2 separate regions of the Mus musculus genome follow, and region 2 is linked to region 1. Evidence: chromatin loops called from intact Hi-C (ENCODE). Cell type or tissue: gastrocnemius. All regions are shown on one strand.

What was found. A loop is a pair of places that touch in the nucleus more often than their neighbours do. Peaks named below come from ENCODE experiments on the same cell type or tissue, not always from the same donor. Only the 100,000 strongest peaks of a DNase experiment are listed, where the experiment ranks them.
Region 2: a loop joins it to region 1, with 4 times the contacts of the local background. A loop is called at or near these places in 16 of 42 quality-filtered maps.

The regions. Positions count from the first base shown.
Region 1 is chr1:180,480,064-180,488,063 of GRCm38, reverse strand. Stum (mechanosensory transduction mediator) reads left to right here and starts at 4,560. Exons shown (of 4, transcript NM_001081227.2): 1 at 4,560-4,936. The coding sequence starts at 4,735. In gastrocnemius, a CTCF peak has its summit at 3,846 (motif pointing right); DNase peaks (open chromatin) are centred at 4,768, 5,877, 6,040, 7,544 and 2 more places; H3K4me3 peaks cover 1,899 bases; H3K27ac peaks cover 607 bases.
Region 2 is chr1:180,544,161-180,552,160 of GRCm38, reverse strand. Gm31986 (a long non-coding RNA gene) reads left to right here. Exons shown (of 4, transcript XR_001779573.2): 2 at 850-930; 3 at 1,494-1,607. Among named protein-coding and RNA genes, the nearest start is that of Parp1, 21 kb to the left of the region's middle. In gastrocnemius, a CTCF peak has its summit at 1,132 (motif pointing right); DNase peaks (open chromatin) are centred at 1,207 and 4,139; H3K4me3 peaks cover 628 bases.

The sequences.
Region 1 (8,000 bases):
CATCCTGGCTACTCCTGAGCATCCTGACTATCCCTGAGCATCCTGGCTACTCCTGAGCACCCTGGCTACTCCTGAGCATCCTGGCTACTCCTGAGCACCCTGGCTACCCCTGAGCATCCTGGCTACCCCTGAGCATCCTGGCTACCCCTGAGCACCCTGGCTACCCCTGAGCACCCTGGCTACTCCTGAGCATCCTGGCTACCCCTGAGCACCCTGGCTACCCCTGAGCATCCTGGCTACCCCTGAGCACCCTGGCTACCCCTGAGCATCCTGGATACTCCTGAGCATCCTAACTACTCCCGAGCATCCTGGCTATCCTTGAGCATCCTGGCTACCCCTGTGTACCCTGGCTCCCTTTGCTGCATAGCAGCACCCTTCCCCCACCTTGCCAAGACACAGAGGTACTGACATACGTGCTGGGTGGTTAAGAGAGAAACAAAACAACCTACGCCAGGAACTAGATGCTGAGAGACCAGTCTGTGGTGCCTGCCAGAATAACAGAGCTTTATGTCCCCATGTGTCACCACAGGAAGCCGGGGACCACGCAACCCGTGCCAGAGCAGCTGGGGCTAGCTTGCTGCCTCATGAGGTAGGAGAAGGGCTGGGGAGCTGTGTTGGACAGCTCAAGCTGCTGGTCAGGGATGCTGGTTAGGGGCTGAAGGACCCAGTCTCCCAGAGGGGCTGCAGGGCCAGGCTTGAATGTAGCTCACTAATATGCTAGTCTCTGCTGAGCCATCCTCGGTGACTTGCGGGTGCCACCTGGCACCTGTTGTCTCAGAAATCTTTGTTGTTGCTTTCTTTTCTTATTTTTCATTTTATTTTTTTCAGTCAGGGTCTCAGGTATCCCAGGCAGGTCTTGGTCGTTCTGCATCAGAGAAGATAGTCTTGAACTTCTGATCTTCTTTCCCTCAATCTCCCAAGTGCTGGGACTATGGGTATGTGCTACTGTGCTGGGCTTATGTGGTACTGGGGTCAAATCCTAGGCTTTATGCATGCTAAGCAAGCACTCTGCTGAACTATGCTCTCAGTTCTTCATTGCTTCGTTTTATAGGATATTGCTTGTGCCACTGTTGTGTGGTTGTACATGAACCACTGTCTACTGGATTTACAATCTTCCCTAAATGCCCATTTGTACCAAAGGCTTGGTCCCTAACTTGGCACTACAGGGCAGTAATGGTGCCTTTAAGAGGAAGACACTTGTCAGATTTGTTAGGTTATTAGGGGTTATGTTCCCAAAGAGGACTGTGGGACTCCATCCTCTCTGTTCTCTTTAGCCAGTATGCCCCCCACCACAGTCTCCACCACAAGGGGAGATGTCAGGGCCAATGGATCATGGACTGGACCCTCTGAAACCACAGGCCAAAATAACTCTGTTTACAGACTTAGTGCCTCAGGTGTTTTGCTACAGTGATAGGAAACTGACCAACACACCAGCAATGAAGTTAGAATTCTGCAGGCTCCTTATCCATCTCAAAGACTGCTTCCTTGGAAGCTACTACGATCTTGATCTTCAGCCTTTGGGGCGCAGGAGAAGGATGGCAGACACTTCCATGGGCAGGGCCTGGCTAGATGAGCTGTTTTCTCCCCCTGCCAAACAAATTGACTCATTGTTCAGGTTTTCAGTGGTAATTACAGAGACCCTCACACTTAATCACCACCAGGTCTAATCAAGAGAGTTGGTCTCAAGGATGCTTGAGCATTGATTACAGCTTAATAGATTTATTAGGAGCTAAGTGGGCCAGCAAGTAATTGGCTGAGTGAGGCTAGCTTGTTATAGAAAAGGAACAGAAGCTAAAAGCTGGAGGGAAAAAAAATGGGTCAGGGTGTGGCAAGGTGAGACTCCAAGGAGAGTGGGAAGAGGACGACGGGCACGCAGAGTGAAGTGAGCTCGTGGAGCTGTGTGGGCCCTGGGGTAATCAATTACCAGCTAAACGGGGTAACAAGCTGCTTCGTGATCCTCCCGCCATGCCTTCCCTCAGTCACGATGGATGGCGGGTTAGTTTTTTCTTAAACTGTAAGTCAAAATGTGACCTTCGTGCCAGAGTTGCTTTATGTCAGGCGTTTGATCACAGCCAACGGAAAAGAGAGCAATGTGCGCTCAAACACAGCAGCTCCGTTCTGTCTGCTCGTTCTGCCCAATTAGCATCTGGAAGCTGTCTCTCCCATTCTCTGGGCTGGTAGGTCAAGAAGAGTCCTCATCTCACCTCAGTTCCTGTGGGCACGTGACCTGATCCTCACTAGCCGTCCTCCTCACTTGGCTAAGAGGTCTTCTCAGCTGATATAGTCATACTGTTGGTTTTAAAGCCTGGGCTCTCATTCTTCCATTAAGAGGAGGGCTGCTCTGTATTTAAGTCTGGGTGGGTCGCTGGTTGAATGCCTAAGGGAGAAATGCAGAAGGATACTGTGTAACTTTTGGAGAAGTGGCGGTGATACTCATTATGGTTCTGCAGTCTCTACTCTCAGGATGACTCCTCTCAGCAAGTTCTCACTTAGAAACTGGCGGCCATATTTTAATGTAAAAACCTCCAGGTCACGTGGACAATGGAGGTAGCATGAAGGACTACCCCTGGCCAACCAGCTTTCAAACTCTCTCCCTGATGCCACTGACCAGAGAATATTTTTAGAAGTGGATCTTGTGGTCCTCACTGTTCCAGCCACCAGCCATTTGAGTTTCCCAGCTGCAGATCTGCAGACAATGGAGGGAGAAATGCCGCCTCTCTTATGTTCTCACCGTAGAGTATGATCATTCAAAACAACAAAACAAAAACATACAAACCAAAATCCGGCCATGTCAAGCTGATCAATTCGAGGGTCACTTGTTACATTGTAGGAATAAATAGAACACGTATGAGGCCCTATGTCCACTTAAAATGTCAGCGATTCCCAGACAATAAAGTCCTAATTCCTCTGCCCGCCCCCAGCACTAACCTGTTTCCTACCCACCTTAGCAGCTCCAGGCCCAGCTTTACTGCAGGTCTGGATTCCCCCTGCTATCATAGGCTCCCATGTGTTGGCACCCACAATGGCTCTGTCTGGGTGTCACAAAGATAGCCACAGGAAATTGGGGAAATAGAAATCTATTTCCCTCTCTGGGTTCATTTTCCTCAGAGACAAATAATGATAGAGGGAACCCAAAAGAGATCCAGGTATTCTGCGAATTCATAGAATGGAGGTTAGTTTCGGGATCTTTAGATGAAATGTCATTTATGCATATGGGTTTTGGAAAGAGATCACCTGCTCCACATTATCATGGACGATTATGCTTTAATTGCTCCATCTAGAAAACACAGTACTATGTAGTGCTTTGTACAGTTAAGGCAGGCATTGAATGTGGTTAAGAGTTTGGGATGCTGCCCAACAGAGGATGCTGTGATAAACATTTAAAATAAAACATACCTACAAGTAGTTTCTGTTGGCCATTAAATCTTGACCTGCATCACTTTCTGGGAGGGGCTTTAGTGACTGATAACTCCCCTACAGTTGGATGCATGGGAAGGTCCCAGTCCCAGAACCTTCGAACCTTCAGCATATCCCAGCCAATTTGTCACTGGCTCTGCGGTACTATCATTGTAATGACTACAATCCTGCAGGCTACCTTGTAGACTTAAAATATTTATCTATTTAGAAGTGTAGTCTTGCTCAAGTTGGTCTTGAATTTGATAGGAAGAGAGCCTCCTACCTACACCTCTCAAGGATGGGATTGCAGCCATGAAGCACGTGCCCCGCTAGAGGAGGTCATTTTCATCGGAGTAGATGAAGGGTCTTATTGAAAAGACTGAATTAGGCTCTTGGTTTGGACTCTTGCCAAGTCTATTCGCTTATTCCCACCGGTGCATCGTTAACACCAGGGGGCGCTGTGGGCGCACCGCATCTTCACCAGGTAGTCATAACTGGCCCAGATGTCCCGCAGCAGCACACTGGTCAGGGCATGGTTCCCACTACCAGCTCCGTGGCTCCCTCAAGCAAGCATTCCTTTCCATTTTCGTTTCTATGTGTGTGAACTTATACGTGAGACAGTGTGTGTGTGTGTGTGTGTGTGTGTGTGTGTGTGTGTGTGGGCGCGTGAAGGGAACATCTCTTGCAGACATGCATGGGTTTATAAAGCTGTAAGCTATATTTCTCGCTTCCAGTCCTATCAGCATCTGTGACTCGAAACACGTTGCTTTTTCTCCGTGACTCGAAATGCAAAGTGTTTCTAGGTTTCAGGCTTCAAGCGTCCCTAGCCCCCACCTCCCTAGCATTAAATGCACACTCCAGAAGAGAGATTCAACCTTGAGGCTTTTCCAACTGAATCAGCCTAGTGCACGCCCAGCTCTCCAGGACCTTGAGTGAGGTTCTCAGTTCACCTGTGCTAGGAGGGTGAGGCACATCCATCCCTCTGGGTACCTAGACCACCAGCATCCTTGCGCTCTCCTTGCGCTTTCTTCCCTTGCTGGGGTCTCCATTGCTGGTGAACCAAGGGCTTTGCAGAGAGGTGTGGAGGGGGCGGGGAAGGGGCCCGGAGGGGAGGGGCGAGGGAGCGCTGTCACAGAGTGTCACGCTGCCCCTCCCGCCCTCCGCCCGGAGTGGGGGCGTGGAGCGCGGGAGGGCGGGCTTCTCCGCCAGCCTCGCAGCACCCGGAGCGCACTGGCCTCCTGAGAAGGGCGCATAGCGCGCTGCCAGGAGCCCGCAGCCGGCCGCCGTCTGCCCTGGTGCCCCGGGCGGCTGCAGGGTTCCTGGAGAGCGCGTCCAGCCATGGAGCCTTTGCACAAAGACGCCGAGACCGCGGCGGCGGCGGCGGCTGTGGCAGCGGCAGATCCCCGGGGGGCATCGTCGTCCAGCGGGGTGGTCGTGCAGGTTCGCGAGAAGAAGGGGCCCCTGCGCGCCGCCATCCCCTACATGCCCTTCCCGGTGGCTGTCATCTGTCTCTTCCTCAACACTTTCGTGCCGGGATTGGGTAAGAAGTGTGTGTGTGGGCGACCCTTGTGACCCCTTTAACCCCTGCGGTCCCTGCGACCTGGGCTGCCTGATGGAGACCAGGCAGGGCAGAGGTAGGCACTGGCTGAGACCCGTGGATGTGTCCACCAGCTTCAGGCTGTGCTCCCACGGTTGGTATCTAGCAGGTGGCTGAAGCCTGTGGCGTGGGCATCCTAGAGAAGAGGTACCACGCTGGGGGGGTCTCCGACCCACAAGCGAGGTGGCCAGGCAGAGAAGAGCTATGAAATTGACAGAGAATCTTGGAGTCCCAAGCAGGGACCCGACGGCTCACTGGCTCCAGGCTAGGCTACTGTCCAGAAGAGTGGAATCTTGGCCCTTCTTCCCCATCAAGTGCGTCTGTGATCCCTTTACTTCGGGAGGAGAGGAGGCCGAACAGGAAGAACTCAGGGCTGTGATGGGGTTGACCAGGCTCCAGGGAGTCTGGGAAGTCGGTTGAGCTGGGGGAAGGGAGACACACAGTTTCAGGAGACACACTGCATCAGGTCACGCTTTCACGCGGTGCAGAGCCTGTGGAGGTGGCAGTTCTTTAGCCAGAGTCTCTTTTCCTGGTGTCCGCTTTTCTGCCTGACACTTCGCAGTACACCGACGGAAAGGGGTGATTTTATTATTCCGTTTGCATGCATGTGTATTTAGACTGCATGTGACCAGAAGTGAGCCGGTAAGAAAGCGAAGAGTGAGCCTTGATAAGTCTGTATTAGGCTCTGGCTGTCTGGACACACCCCAAAGCCACTGCTGTCCCAAAATAGTGCCTAAGGGTGAATAAAGTTAAAGAATGAGAGCTTTCTTGATCGCCTCTCTCCAGCACCCATCTCTGCCTGCATGCCCTTCCCCCACTTCCAACTTGATCTCCTGCCACGGGTGGACCCTGCACACGAGACGGAGGCGCCCTCCTCGGCAGCGTGCAGGGCTGCAGAAGCAGGCATCCTATGCATTCTTCAGAGAGCCTGCTGCTGCCAGCCAGCTAGTTGCCTGCACATGGTTGCAAAGTTCCCAAAAGCAGAGGTCAACTAGAAGTGGCCTTTCCTTTCACTTTGGCCTTTCTCACGGCCTTGCTCCTGGAGGGCCCAGCGGGGACCTCATCTGTGGTGATTTTGAAGGCCACGCCCACTCAAACTGGACCTGTTGGTTTTGCCTGGACTCTTAAGTCCAGGAGGGATGCTGTGCTGCGGAGTCCCATCTGAGTAGAAAGTCAGAGCCTTTAATTGGGCTTATCCCCTGAGTGAGGTCTCTAGCAGCCTGCCTCACCGTCCAAGTCCTCAGGCAAACTCTAAACTACTGCAGGGTGGCAAGCTGCTGTTAATTTCCATGTGTCAGCAATGTCCACCCACTGGAGTAAAGAGAGAGCACCTGTCTGTCTCCCTGAGAATATCAAGGCCACAAGGCACGCGCGCGGGGTGCATGCTGTTAGAATTATAAGTGTTGAAATAACAACATCCTGACATAGGCTTTGAGGAAACAAAGAATTAGGTGGGCAGGAGAGCACTGAGGCGCTGCTGGAGACAGAAGTGAGCTTGTGGGAAGCCAGCCCCAGGAGGCAGCCAGGGCCACTGGCTCAGGATGCACCAGAGCATGTCCTCCCTGTGAAACACCAGATACCCCGAGCCTGCTGCCATGATCACATCTACTCTGCTTGCCTCTAAAACTTTACCCCACAGACCTAGCGTTCTCTCCTTCACAGCTCCATTTGTAGATCAGAATCCTGTCGGATTCTTTACTGATAAAGTACACACACACACACACACACACACACACACACACACACACACACCCCTTTCTAAGAAACTTGGATAGAAAGAGACAAACTACCCAAGAAATATGAAATGTGGAAAAGTGCTTTTTCAGCTCAGGCATTTTTCAGTACTCACCTCGGTTGCTACTGCATAGTTTCCTGGGGGTGCAGGCCTTGGCACCTACCCACAAGGAGTGGGAGATCCCAGGCTCTTGGTAGGTTGGGCTTCTGATCTGTAAGTCTGGGATGCTTGGTCCTTTAGGAGACTGGGTTGATGGAATGTGAGCTGTCAAAGCACAAGGCTGATCACAGAAAACATGCTAGAAACGGGTCCATGGTGTCCTGCTCCCTGTGACTCTGTCTGTCTTTCTGCCTGTCTCGTCTCTTCTCTCTCTCTCTCTCTCCCATACTTCTTTTTACTTTTTCAGATAAGGTTTTATCATGTATTTCTAGCTATCCTGGTACTTGCTAAGGAGCCCAGTCTGGCCACAAACTCAAAGCAGTACTCCTGCCTCAGCCTTCCCTATGCTGGGATTATATACCACCACGCTCTGCTTTGCCTCGTTTGTCTCGTTCCTGGGTGGGGTAGCTGGCACACTGGCGCCTCTGCTTCTGAGTGCTCCTCATCTCTGTACCTGCAGTGGAGTCCTCCACAGACCACACACCTTGAGAGTATTTTTTCCTTGCTACCTCCACTGCCCTGGCTAGGGACTGGTTTGGGTAGTCCCAGCTCCTGGAAGTCCTCTCTTGGCTCAGGTCTGCATATGCTAATCCTTCTGGCTTGCTCAAAGCTCGAGAGCCATCTGAATATTCAGACTGCTGCTTCTGATCCATCTAGCCATCCACTGGGCCAAAGCAGGCCTCGCCCACCCGCGCCAGGCACTGGGGATGTGCAGATGCATCAAGCAGCCAAGACAGTGCCTGTGTAGGAGAATTAATATAAACGGAATTTGCTCGGTGTTAGGAGGGAAACAGGGACATAGAGTTTTAGCAGTAGTTAATTCTTCCTGGGGTGGGGTTGGTTTGTTAGAGGATTCTTTTGAGAGAGGTAGTTGGAAAATTCATTCCGTGGCTCCATGCATTCCTCCCGCTCCCTACAGCATCCACTCTTTAGAAACTGCTCAGACCACTGACACAAAGAGCCTTTCTTTCTGCTGGAAATTCCCTTTCTTGCAAGTTCCTTCTTTTTCTCTTTTCTTTCTCTTCTTTTATCTTTTCTTCTCTTTCTTTTTCTCTTTCTTCCTTTTTCTTTTTCTTTTTTCTTTTTTTCTTTTTTGCAACAAAGAGGGAAACT
Region 2 (8,000 bases), 64 kb before region 1:
GCAGGTGCCTCAGTTGGTCTAAAACTTCTTCCAGGCAGGGCTGCTGGTTTCTGCTGCTTCCAGGCAGCTGGTCTGGTATCAGAGTTTTCTTTGCTTTGTCTGAGAAGGGGCTCTCAGCTTTTGTTGCTTATTTTGACAGGGAGGGGCCTGGTAGATCCACACAGTTTCAGGAACTTCCTGAAGCTATTTTGAGTTGTTTACCTTCCTGCTTAAAGAGCTTCCCCACTGGGATGGCATGCTTCAATCTCCCAGGAAACTGTTACACAACAGAGGTGGTGAGACCTTCAAGAAGTAGGGCCAAGGGGCTGGAGAGGTGGCTCAGTGGTTAAGAGCACTGACTGCTCTTCTGAAGGTCCTGAGTCCAAATCCCAGCAACCACATGGTGGCTCACAGTCATCTGTAATGAGATCTGATCCTGATCCCACTTCTGCAGTGTTGGAAGACAGCTACAGTGTACTTAAGATAAGATATAATAATAAATAAATCTTAAAAAAAAAGTAGGGCCAAGTTGGAGGTCTTAGGTTATGTAGTCATGCTCTTTTTTTTTTAATATTTATTTATTTATTATATGTAAGTACACTGTAGCTGTCCTCAGACACTCCAGAAGAGGGCGTCAGATCTTGTTACAGATGGTTGAGATGGTTGTGAGCCACCATGTGGTTGCTGGGATTTGAACTCCAGACCTTCGGAAGAACAGTCGGGTGCTCTTACCCACTGAGCCATCTCACCAGCCCTGTAGTCACGCTCTTGAAGGGACATGCCATTCAAGGGATAGCAGGACTTGCTCTTCTTTCACATCCTTGCTGTGATCCATGTAATCTCTACCATGAAGCTTCTACCTCACCACAGGCCCAAAAGTTGCAGGGGCAACCGACAGCTGATTAGCAGCCTCGAGCCTGCATCCAGGGTGCTGATGAAAGGCTGTTGGAGGTAAGGCAGCATTCAGCATCATACTATCTGCCCTTCCCTATGTCTGGCTCCTGAAGCAGGCTTTGACACACTGATCTTGTAATGAAGTCAAGTCAAAATTCTCCTAAAATATGGCTAAACAAGCCATCTTTGAAACTAGGAAGATTGACTTGGAGCCTTCCGAGATCTTTCCGTAGCCTGGAAATAAATTACCCTAATGTCCACTAGATGGTGTCCAATGTACACCCACAGTCCCCCCTCACGCTGCTCTGGAAAGGCACCAGAGATCCTGAGATCCTGACAGGACGGCTGGTGAAGGAAACCCATGCAGTGTGACCCACCTGGCTTGGTTACTGAGCTTTGTTTTCTGGTAGCTGGAGAAGAAGGGAGAGAGCTGCTGGGCTGCAGGCAGAGAGAGGTTCGTGGAGGTGTCCTAGAGAGAGGTGACCTGGGCCAGGACTGGGCAGTGGATTGAGGGGGAGGGAAGACTTAGGGGTCAGAAGGACAGGAACTGAGGGGCAGGTCCGTCACAGCCCTCTTTGAACGTGGTTGTTTCAATCTTTCTTTTTCTCTCTCCTTTACAGGTTGTAAGCTATAGGAGCGCAGAGATGGGGTTGTACTCCCACAGATGCTTTTCAGGACCACACGGAATAGATCCGCAATGTATTTATGATGATAACGAGTCACAGAGTTCAATGGTTAATGTTCATTACTTTGTCTGGATTTGGAATTGCTAGGGAACATCCTGAGGTTCTTGAGTCAGGTTTCTCTGTGTAGCCTTGGCTGTCCTGGCCACATATTTTGTAGACCAGGCTGGCCTTGAACTTATATAGAACCACCAGCCTCTGCCTCCCAAATACTGGGATTAAATGCGTGTGCCACCACCACCTGGCTCCTTCTTTCCTTCTTCTCTCCATCTTTTCATTCCATCCACCTACCCATTCATTCCTTTGTTTGTTTGGATCTGGTCCAACAACCCTTCACCTCTACAGGCTCCAGCTAACTTGACTCTACAGCAGCACCTAGCAGAACTCCAAACCTGGTTGGTTACCTGGTCTCCCATGGAAATTCCCTTCACATTCTTAGCAGCATCCCACTGCTGCCTCTAAGTTTGGCCTCTCTGAAACTCTGTCAACTCATTGTAGCCATTCTTTAACCTACACGTCTGTCCGTCTGTTGACTGTCTGATGTGTCATGTGTGTTCTGAGGGTTTATATTAGTTACGATGGGAACAAAAGAACCTGTCCTTCCCTTGGCTGCATAGCAAGGAGAGAGAGCTACTTGGCAAATTGCTGCCAACAACACTTCCATAGCTGGTGAGTTTATTATGACACTGTGGGAAGACACAAATGTATTCATCTATGTTCCCAACACAGTGAAATCGTGACATATGGCTGCAGGATTGAAGTGTGCCTCCTCTCCAGCCTCCTTCATTCACTCTGCATCCATCATCCCTCAGGGATGTACATCTGTGTGTGTACATCCATGGTGCTGGTCCCCATGCACAGACCCCTGTCTGTCTGCCAGGATATCCAAGCCATTCCGGCCCCTAGCTGTCCTCGCAAGGTTGGCAGCTGTTTTGCTCACCTCACACAAATTCCTGGGCTCATGGCTGTGCACCACAGCAGTCCTCAGTCTTCTCAACACCCGGTCACTTGCACCAGAGCTCCTAGTGGCCAGAGGTGTGGCATCTCAGCTCTCTGTGTTCTGTCTATCAGTGTCTAGGAGTGATGTGTTTATAAAAAGACAGAGAGGAGGAATGTTTTGTGGATGTGTAGTCAGGTGTGGGGGAGGGGGTGCCATGCTAAGGTATCCCTTCTCCCTGAGGGACCAGCCACACGACCACAGTGTAGTATAGAATAGAGTTTATTGAGGGTATAGGGAGGGGAGTTAAGAGGGTGGTAGAGGCAGAGAAAGGGGGAGGGAGAGAGAGAGAAGTAGAGGAGTAGAGGCTGGCCATGAGCACTGGCGGCAGGGGGAAGGGGGAGAAAGTGGGAGCAGGAAGGCAAGATCAAGATGGGGGACATGCAGCCCCTTTTACCTTGAGTCAGGCACACCTGGCTGTTGCCAGGTAACTGTGGGGCGGAGCTTAGACAAAATGCTAACAGGGAGCTCCCGAGTTTGTGGAACCCAGGCCACAATGGCAGGTGGAGGGCCCTGGGCAAGACTTTTTGTTCCTTCTGTTTCTTCCCCCAACAAAAAGCACAAAAGCACCATTGTATTTTATCCAGTTCAACAACCACTCCGTGAGGGAATCTGTTTACAGGTCATTGCCCTAGGCTCTGGCTTGCCTGGGGTATAAGATACTCTTCCAGCTGAGAACCTCATTGCAATTTGCAGTGGTGCCTAGTTCCCTGTAGAGAGAGGCTGAGGTATGCTCAAGGGACACTCAGAGAGATGAAGGGCGGTGAAAGACTCCGAGAGCTCCAGGAAGCCTCAGCTCAGAGGCCACCTTCCTGCGGATTACCTCCGAGCTCTTTGGTAGACCCAGGGCTGATTAACAGCAGTAGCAGGCTTTTAGTTTCCTATGCGCCATATAAAGAGACCGACTCCAGGCTCACCCTCTGTGCGCAGTGAGAGCTTGGCACCCTGTAGGTCTCCATCTCCTCTTCTGAGAGAACACAGTAGGCACTCTGCTTTTGCCTGTGAAATGACTAGGAGCTGCTATTCTTGCAGGGTCTTTGTGATCAGGGAGGACTTGAAGAGCTAGGATCATGGAGGTGACACTGGGAAAGCAAGTGGTAAAGACACCAGCCTGTGGAGGTGTCCCTCACTCTGGGTCCTCTGTGGGACATCTAAGCAGCAGCCCACACCCACCCCAGAATTCTAGTTTTGCACGAAGACTCTTCTTTAGGACCAAGCCCCCTTACCCAGGGCTTCCACCACAGTGTCCGGATATTTGTGTGGGCTTGAAGGGAGATGTGGTCACCTCACAGTCCTTTCTCTCCCTCTCCCTGTAGGTCTGCCGCTGAACCTGTTGTTTGTAGTCCTGAGTGAGCTCTAGAACCATCAGGGGAGCTGTTTAGAAGTACCGGGCTTTATGTAATTGGCCAGAATGCAGGGGTCAGAGGCAGCCTCATTTCTCCAGCTTCTCTGATGATAGTTGCAGCCCTGTCTGTAACAGAACTTCCTGCCCCCCCCCCCCCCCCCACCTCCCGCTGCAGCCAGCATTCTGCTTGCTTTGATCTGCTCCAAGCCGGCCCGCACCAGCCTTTCTTTCGGGCGGGGCTCCTGCGCTTCTCCCTGTCCCTCCGCTCTTTGGTGTCTCACGTCTCTGAGCCCTCTCAGTACTGACTTTATACACGTCCCAGCAGACTGCTGCCGTGTGAATTACAGAGAGCAGAGCCATAGAGACTGCGCCTGGGAAACAAATTAAAACACTCAATCATTCAGCCAAGACAGGGAACAGGGGTAGAAAGACACTCAGCCCCTAGAGAGGGGCCAGGGAGGGATCCGGAGAAGGGAAGAAGTGGCTGGATCACAAGATGATATTTATGAAAAAAAGTCGCTGAGGCAGACTGAGGAGGAAGAGGAGGAATAAAGGGCGCACAGTAGGGGGCATCTGACAAAGGGTCCTAGTGATGGTTACTATGGATTGTCAATCGATAGGATCTAGAATCACCCCGGAGACAAATCTCTGGGCACCCGTATGAGGGAGTTTCTAGATCAGGTTAATTAACAGCCAGGCTGAAATGAAGGGAGAAAGCAGGCCCTTCTCTGCTTCCTGACTGTGGACACAAAGTAACCAGCTGCTTCGGCACCTGGGACTAAACCTTCCCTGCCAAGATGGACTTCATCCCTTAGAATTCAGTGAAAGTAACCCCTCTCACTTCAGAGGAGGTCTCACCATATAGCCCTGGCTGATCTGGAACTCACTATATAGGCCAGCCAGACCTCAAATCCAGAGAGCTACCTGCTTCTCCCTCTTAAATTCTGGGATTAAAGGCGTTTGCCGCCACGCCCTGAAGACTCTCCTTTTTATGTAGCTATTGTCAGGGAGTTGGTTGAAGGGATGAGGCAGATAACAATACAGTCCAATCTGATGAGGACCACCTCTGAGGAGGGGTAGGACAGAAGACACCTAGCAAGGAAGGTCCAGTATGCCCACTGTTTGTGCCAACTGGGTATGTGTGATATTAGCCAGATAGCAGTGGAGTGTTGGGTCCTGGGGAGATGGCTCAGCAACCAAAGTGCTGTGTGAATGTGAAGCTTGGAGTTCAGACTCCCAGACCGCATGCAAATGTTGAGTGGGTGGGACAGCTGCCTGTAACTCCAACCTCAGAAACTTAGGATGAGATTCTCTCAAGCAAATTGGCTAGTGAGAATGGTCTAAGAGTCACCCCACAAACCACATGAACACCGATCTCATTCAGACAGGGACAGTGTTGTGATCATAAAAAGAGAAAGGGCTATTACGATATGTTCTGGCGAGGTGTGGGGGGATGGGGTGCCTCAGTGGGCCCATACCAAGGCATTTCTTCCCCCTGAGAGACCAGACCCACACTGGTATAGTATAGAATAGAGTTTATTCAGGGCATGGGGAGGGGAGTTAAGAGGGTAGCAGAGGTGGAGAAAGGCAGGGGGAGGCGGCCATGTGGAGAGAGGGGGGAAGGGAATGTGGAGAGAGGGGGAGCAAGGGGACAAGAGGCAAGGGAGAGAAGCAGGAGTAAGAGAGGAGGGGACAAGCAGCCCCTTTTATAGGCCAGGCCTACCTGGCTGTTGCCAAGTAACAGTGGGGTGGGGCATACCTGGCTGTTGCCAGGTATCTGTCGGGGTGGAGTCCATACAACACCAGCAGATGGTGTATTGAATGCACACCCTAAGATTGATCTATTAGGGCTGTAGCTCAGATCTCGGGGGCTGAGGCTATGACTCTAAACATTTTTTCTATGTCAGTTTATAAAGGTTAAAACCACAAAACCACAATGAGCTCATACCCAGGTGCTGGAACGAGTGCTGCCTGACTCAAGTATTTTAGGCATAACAGTTCATGTTGACCTTTAATTTGATGGGCCCTACATGAAGCTTATAGTTGTGGAATTTCTTAATATTAACAAACTTCATAATATACATAACATAACAGGGTATGGGGTCACATGACCCTGCTCTGAGTCAAGTTATTCTTCTGCATCAGTGACTGGCAACAGTATGAAATAGCTGGCAGTTATGGGACAAAATGGCTGCAGCCATGCTAGGGGGTTTCAGCAAGACTCGCCATATTGGTGAGCTCTGGGTTTGACTGTCAGAAATGTTACCTTCCTGGCTGTAGCTCTTTGGGGCCTGACTGCCCAGTGTTCCTTCCCTGAAGAGCTAGACTCTTGCCCTCCACCCCCTACCTCCTACCCCTGGACCTCCCATCTATAGTCAAGGGCTCCTCAGGGCTCACCAATCAAATTTTCATTTCTTTTTCTATTTTTCCTTTTTCTTTGTTTTTTTTGTTTTTCCCTTTTTCTTTTCTTTTCTTTTCTTTTTCTTCTTTCTCTCTTTCTCTTTTTCTCTCTCTCTCTCTCTTTCTTTCTCTCTCTCTTTCTTTCTTTCTTTCTTTCTTTTTTTTTTTTTTAAGACAGAGTTTCTTTGCATAGCCCAGACTGTCCTGGTACTCGATCTATAGACCAGGCTAAGCTCGAACTCACAGAGATCATTCTGCTTTTGCCTCCTAAGTGCTGGGATTAAAGGAGCGTGCACCACCACCCAGCTCAACTTTACTTTTATACAGCGCTAAGTGGTACCCCATGAGCACCCCCAGCTCTGAGCAGAGGACTGGGACCGGAGCACAAAGATTCAACATCTTATCTGGTGAGCCAAGTGCACCTGCTGGGGGTTCAATGCATGTACTCGATGTCTTAGTTACTTTCCTGTTTCAGTGAGAAAATACCATGACCAAAAGAAAGCATTTACTTGGGCCTATGGTTTTGACGGGTTAGAGTCCATAAAGGTAGAGCGATGGCATGGTGGCAGGAACAGCTGAGAGCTCAGGTCTCACAAGCAGGAGCTGGAGAGAGCTAACAACACCAAGAATGGCTAGAGGCTTTGGAAGCCTCAAAGCCAGCCCCCAGTGACATACTTCCTCCAGCAAGGCCACACTTCTTAGTCTTCTCCAAACAGCCACCAAAACTAGAGACTAAGTATTCAAACCTATGAGCCTAGAGCCTTAGAGTAAGTACCTGGAAACTACCTGGGAGCTGCCACGAAGAAAATCAGCTACTGGTCGTAGATCTGTTCAGCGGAGCTCTGTCTGCAGAGGTTCTCTGATCACGTGGTAGGAGGACCTAGTTAGGAGTCCCGGCAGTGAGCAAGGCTTTGGGGGATGGTGGGTTGGTTAGCAGGTACCCTGGGCCTTTCCCACTGTCTAGGCAGTCAGATGCTCACATTGTTTTGGGCTGAGACAAATATTACCACCACATCTCAAGGCCAGCTTGGTTTAAGGGTATGACAATGGACCCATTATCTCGCTCTCACGTTTGTTCTCGCTCTCGCGCACTCTTGCTTTGCTCTCTCCCTCTCTGGCTCTCGCTTGCTTGGTGGAGGAATTTCTGTGAAATTCCTAGTAGCTCAGTTACTTGGTTACATAACCTATATATTGCTTCTCTCATTGCTTTAATACATATTTGACTAAAGTGACTTAAGGAAGGGAGGGTTTACTTAGGTTCATGGTTCGAGGGTACAGTCCCGTCACGGTGGGGAAAGTGGGGAAGGTTGGTGGTTGTGTTGCAGCTAAAGTGACGAATGGGAAGGAGAGGGACACTTAATCATCTTATTTCCCCCTTTCCTTTCAGTTTGTTTGTTTGTTTGTTTTCGAGACAGGGTTTCTCTGTGTAGCCCTGGCTGTCCTGGAACTCACTCTGTAGACCAGGCTGGCCTCGAACTCAGAAATCTGCCTGCCTCTGCCTCCCGAGTGCTGGGATTAAAGACGTGCACCACCACCGCCTGGCTCCATTCAGTTTGAGATCCCAGTCCTTTGGATGGTGTCACCTATAGTTAGGTTAAATTGTCTGTCCTTAGCCCTCTTTGGAAATTCTCTCACACGTGCCCCAAGATATGACTCCTAGGTGCTTCTAAAGCTAGTCAAATTGACAATAGAGATTGATCAT